Regions from separate parts of the Homo sapiens genome. Here region 2 is linked to region 1. The links are chromatin loops, found by intact Hi-C in ENCODE. Cell type or tissue: transverse colon. All regions are shown on one strand. Links, peaks and the distances in the headings refer to the core of each region. The heading gives the core; the rest is flanking DNA. Region 1 has its middle 9.9 kb from the start of FA2H. Region 2 overlaps FA2H (fatty acid 2-hydroxylase).

What was found. Peaks named below come from ENCODE experiments on the same cell type or tissue, not always from the same donor. Only the 100,000 strongest peaks of a DNase experiment are listed, where the experiment ranks them.
Region 2: a loop joins it to region 1, with 5 times the contacts of the local background. A loop is called at or near these places in 12 of 110 quality-filtered maps.

What each region holds. Positions count from the first base shown.
Region 1 is chr16:74,783,349-74,786,154 of GRCh38, reverse strand. No RefSeq gene overlaps it. Among named protein-coding and RNA genes, the nearest start is that of FA2H, 9.9 kb to the right of the region's middle. In transverse colon, for the core only: no CTCF peak of the experiment used is centred there; a DNase peak (open chromatin) is centred at 1,484.
Region 2 is chr16:74,725,718-74,728,523 of GRCh38, reverse strand. FA2H (fatty acid 2-hydroxylase) reads left to right here. Exons shown (of 7, transcript NM_024306.5): 3 at 1,138-1,280; 4 at 2,193-2,299. Among named protein-coding and RNA genes, the nearest start is that of MLKL, 26 kb to the right of the region's middle. In transverse colon, for the core only: a CTCF peak has its summit at 1,588 (motif pointing right); a DNase peak (open chromatin) is centred at 2,253; H3K27ac peaks cover 577 bases.

The DNA.
Region 1 (2,806 bases), core at 70-2,569:
CTTGCTGCCGCCATGTAAGAAGCACCTTTTACCTTCTGATTGTGAGGCCTCTCCAAGCACATGGAATTGTGAGTCCATTAAATCTCTTTTTCTTTATAAATTACCCTGTCTTGGGTATGTCTTTTTTTTCTTTTTTCTTTTTTTGTTCTGAGACAGAGTCTCCTCTGTTGCCCATGCTGGAGTGCAGTGGTGTGATCTCGGCTCACTGCAACCTCTGCCTACTAGGTTCAAGCGATTCTCCAGCCTCAGCCTCCCAAGTAGCTGGGATTACAGGTACCTGCCACCACATCTGGCTAATTTTTGTATTTTTAGTAAAGATTGGGTTTCACCATGTTGGCCAGGCTGGTCTCGAACTCCTGATCTCAAGTGATCCACCCGCCTCGGCCTCCCAAAGTGCTGGGATTACAGGCATGAGCCACTGCACCCAGCCGTATGTCTTTATCACCAGTGTGAAAATGGACTAATATAACTTGTGAGCAGCTGGCCTCTGCCAGACGGACCAACACTGGGCACTGGGTGACAAGCTGGCATTGAGGGAGAGCTCAGGCCTGGGACCTTTCCTCTCCTCCCTGATGCCAGGATAGCTGAACATGTCCATAACCATGATCATGATCTTAACCATAACAATAACAACACCAGATTCCACTCCACACTTGCACGACGCCAAGCAGCTCACAGAAAACTTTCTTCTGTGCTATCTCATTTGACTTTCCTGACAGCCTTTGACTCAGCCAGGACAGCAATTTTTGATCCCTATTTTATACAGAAAGAAACTGAATATTCACAGCAGCACTGTTCGTAATAGCCAAAGGTAAAAACAACCCAAAAGTCAGTCACCCGGTGAATGGATAAACAAAATGGGATATATCCATAGAATGGCACACTATTGGGCCATGAAAAGGAATGAAGTACTGACACCTGCTGCCACGTGGATGAACTTCGAAAATGCTGTGCTAAGTAAAAGAAGTCAGCACAAAGGTCACATGTTGTATGATTCCTTTTCTATGAAATATCCAGAATAGGACAATCCATGAAGACAGAGAACAGATTAGTAGTTGCCAGGAGCTAGGAGAAGAACAGGATAGAGAAGGACTGCCAGTGGATCTGGGGTTTCCTTTTGGGGTGGTGAAAATATTTGGAGAAGATGATTGCACAGCACTGTGACTGTACTAATGCCCTTGAGTTGTATGTATTAAAATGGTTAAAATGATGAATTTTATGTTTTGTGAACTTTAATGCAAGTTTTTTGTTGTTGTTTTTGAGACAAGGTCCGGCTCTGTTGCTCAGGCTGGAGTGCAGTGGTATGATCTCGACTCACTGCAACCTCCACCTCCCAGACTCCAGCAATCCTCCCACCTCAGCCTCCTGAGTAGCTGGAACTACAAGCGTGTCCCTCCAGGCTCAGCTAATTTTTGTAGAGACAGGCCTTCGCTATGTTGCCCAGGCTGGTCTCGAATTACTGGACTCAAGCAATCCACCCGCCTCGGCCTCCCAAAGTGCTGGGATTACAGGCGTGAGCCACCACACCCAGCTCATGTACACACATTCTGTGATGTTCATATAATGATGAAATAGCCTAATGATGCATTGCTTAGACTGTATACCTGCCATTAAGTGACACATGACTGTATACATTTGATTTATGTGAAAGTGATACCTCAGAGCCATGTAGAAAAGAGTGTGGTCTTTTCAACAAGTGTTGCTGAATAGACTGGATATATACATGGAAAAAAATACTAATCTCGACCCATATCTTACACCATACTAAAAAAATCAATCCCAAGTTGATTTTAGATCTAAATATGAAAAGTAAAAAAATAGAGCTTCCAGAAGAAAAGAATATATAGAAGAATATATTTATAATTTGGGGGTAGTCAAATATTTCTTAAGATACAAAAGCCATAATCATAAACTAAAAGACTGATAAACTACTTTAAATTTTAAAGGCCAGGTGCGGTGGCTTACGCCTGTAATCCTAGCACTTTGGGAGGCTGAGGCAGGCAGATCACCTGAGGTCAGGAGTTCAAGACCAGCCTGACCAACATGGTGAAACTCTGTCTCTACTAAAAATACAAAAAATTAGCTGGGCGTAGTGGCGCATGCCTGTAATCCCAGCTACTTGGGAGGCTGAGGCAGCAGAATTGGTTGAACCCGGGAGGCAGAGGTTGTGGTGAGCCAAGATCACACCATTGCACTCCAGCCTGGGCAACAAGAGCAAAAACTCCGTCTAAAAAAAAAAAAAAAAATGTTCCTCAGCTGGGCACAGTGGCTCACGCCTATAATCCCAGCACTTTGGGAGGCCGAGGTGGGCGGATCACCTGAGGTCAGGAGTTCAAGACCAGCCTGGCCAACATGGCAAAACCCTGTCTCTGCAAAAATACAAAAATTAGCTGGGTGTGGTGACCGGTGCCTGTAATCCCAGCTACTAAGGAGGCTGAGGCGGGAAAATCACTTCAACCCAGGATGCAGAGGTTGCAGTGAGCCGAGATCATGCCATTGCACTCCAGCCTGGGTGACAGAGCAAGACTCCATCTCAAAAAAAAAAAAAAAAAAAAAAAAAGTCCGGGTGCAGTGGCTCACGCCTGTAATCCCAGCACTTTGGGAGGCTGAGGTGAGTGGGTCACGAGGTCAGGAGTTCGAGACCAGCCTGGCCACCTACTAAAAATACAAAAAATTAGCTGGGCATGGTGGCGCGCACCTGTAATCCCAGCTACTCAGAAGGCTGAGGCAGGAGAATCACTTGAACCCAGGAGGCGGAGGTTGCAGTGAGCGGAGATCACATCACTGCACTCCAGCCTGGGCGACA
Region 2 (2,806 bases), core at 31-2,530, 58 kb after region 1:
CCATATTCAACTTTACATCTGTGCCCACACTCCCTGTCATCCTTTCCTCTCTCCCCCTTGTCAAATCCCCCATGTTGATGAACTCCAAACCAAAACCCAGATCCTCTGCAAAGCCCTCCTCGCCTACCGTGACCCGGGCATTTGTACCAGCCATTCTGCCTCTGGATCTCAGCCTGCTTTGTATCTCCACTAAACTATCCTGCTTGGCATGCCACATCTCATTGAGCACTTAATGCAGGTACCGTTATTATTTTTTTATTTTTGAAGAGACGGAGTCTCGAACTATTGCCCAGGCTGGTCTCAAACTACTGGCCTCAAGCAGTTATCCTGCCTCAGCCTCCCAAAATGCAGGGTTTACAGGCATGAGCTACTGCAACCAACAATTACTTCCATTTTATAGCTGGGGAAACTGAGGCTCAGAGAGGTTAAGTAATTTTCCAGAAATCACACAGTAAATGGCAAATGGATTTGTACCCAGGCCTGACTTCCGAGTCTAACTGTAAGCACTAAGCTACATGAAACAAGGTTGGCCTCTTTCATTCCTGTTGATTCTTCCCAGCACCTAGCATAGAAATAAATATATATATAAAAAATAAATTGCTGAATAAATGATTGAATGAATTAATTACCCAGGCCAACACCAAGAAGCCTGGGGAAAAGAGCCCACTTCATTCCTGATACAAAATGTATTACCTCCTGTACCTCAAGAGTCCTGAGCAAGACTTTAAACTTCAGATGTGGCTGAATCTGGATGCTCAGATATCATCACTGAGATTCTGTCTCTCTAGCTCTTGGTTTGGCCATCTTCTGTGCTGGTGGCATCTTCAGGCAGGCTCTGCTAGTAAATCCAGGCTCATGCCCTGCCGATTTAGCACCTCCAACAGAAAGAGGGATCATCTGATGGCTCATCACACCAGCTTAGGTCGCAAACCTTTACCGGATCCTATTGCTGTGGCTGGGGGCTGGGATGAGCAGCTTGGTCAGTTCTTGATCACTGAAGCAGGAGGGTGGGTGGCCCCACACAGATCACAGGAGCTGAGGTAGGAGCAGGGGATTGGGATGCTGTAACGAGGAAATGGGAGAACGAATATGGGAAGACGTGAATATCAAACGTCCACTTGGCTTCATCTCTTGCAGGACCTGGTGGACTGGCGAAAGCCTCTCCTGTGGCAGGTGGGCCACTTGGGAGAGAAGTACGATGAGTGGGTTCACCAGCCGGTGACCAGGCCCATCCGCCTCTTCCACTCAGACCTCATTGAGGGCCTCTCTAAGACTGTCTGGTGAGCTCTTCCCTGAGCCTGTGGCAGGCTGTCCCTCTCTTCTGACGGTGCCAATCAGATATGGAAAGGGAGGGGGCAATTGAGTCCCTCCCCAGAGCCCAGGTCTATGCTGTAAAGCTGTCAGGGAGGGAGGAACATGCCATGGGAATAATTCATCCCTATGCATGGTTTTGTCCACTGGGTGGGTCACAACCCAGCATGTAGCCAGAAACTACATTGAATGCCACCTCTGGTCTATTCCAGACTCTTATGAGGAGTTTCTTGCCCACGATGCGCATGGGAACAATTTTGCCTGCAATTAGCTCCTCTGCCACAAGAGGTCAGCATCTGACCAGTTGCATAGAGTCAGTAGCCCTGGGGACACAGTTCTTTTCTGCCAGTAACTCATCTCAGAGACAGGAGGCAGATGGACTCACAGCCTCTCTCCTCTTTTCTCTTCCCCACTCCCTGTACCAGTGTCCCTTTGACCCCAGGTCTCCATAGGCATTCTGCATATGCTTTGGTGTCATCTTGTCCCCAATCCAGTTGAGTTATGTGTCTCTAAGAAAGCTGGACCCTGCCGGGCATGGTGGCTCACGCCTGTAATCCCAACACTTTGGGAGGCCAAGGTGGGTGGATCACCTGAGGTCAGGAGTTCGAGACCAGCCTGACAACATGGTGAAACCCCATCTCTACTAAAAATACAAAATTAGCTGGGTGTGGTGGCACATGCCTGTAATCCCAGCTACTTGGGAGGCTGAGGCAGAAGAGTCACTTGAACCCCAGAGGCAGAGGTTGCAGTGAGCCGAAATCACGCCATTGCACTCCAGCCTGGGCAACAAGAGTGAAACTCCGTCTCAAAAAAAAAAAGAAAGCTGTACTCTGTCAAGCTCCTGTGCATGTATCTCTCTCACCCTGATGGCCTTCCTGCAGGTACAGTGTCCCCATCATCTGGGTGCCCCTGGTGCTGTATCTCAGCTGGTCCTACTACCGAACCTTTGCCCAGGGCAACGTCCGACTCTTCACGTCATTTACAACAGGTAATGCCAGTTTCTTTCCTGACTTGCCCTGAGGATCCTAGAGGGAGGAGACCTCAGTGCTTTCCCTGGCCCAGAGTTTCTGAGAGCACAGAACCCCAAACTACATCACAGACATTTTTGGTGAAGCCTCTCTGTAGAAATAGTCTTCCAAAGAAGAATTTTGTCTGACTCCCATCTACCCCCCAAATGGATACAAAACCCAACAACACATCAGCAGAAACTAAATGGAATCATCGGGTGGCATAGCAATAAAAAAAGAGAGAGAGAGAGATTGAGTGCCTCTCATTGAGTGTCACACCAAAAGACACATGATGTGGGATTCTTTGCTAAGAAACTAAATGAAATCACTTCATCGGGTGACACAGCTGAGAGCTAGACTCGGACTGGCCTATGAACCCAGCACAGATTAGCAGAGAACTTGGGAGAGAAAGATCTGGGAGTGTCCTAGAGTGTGTCCAAGGCAAAGGCTCAGGCAGCAGACCCCCAGACTGGGAGTAATGGCCCACT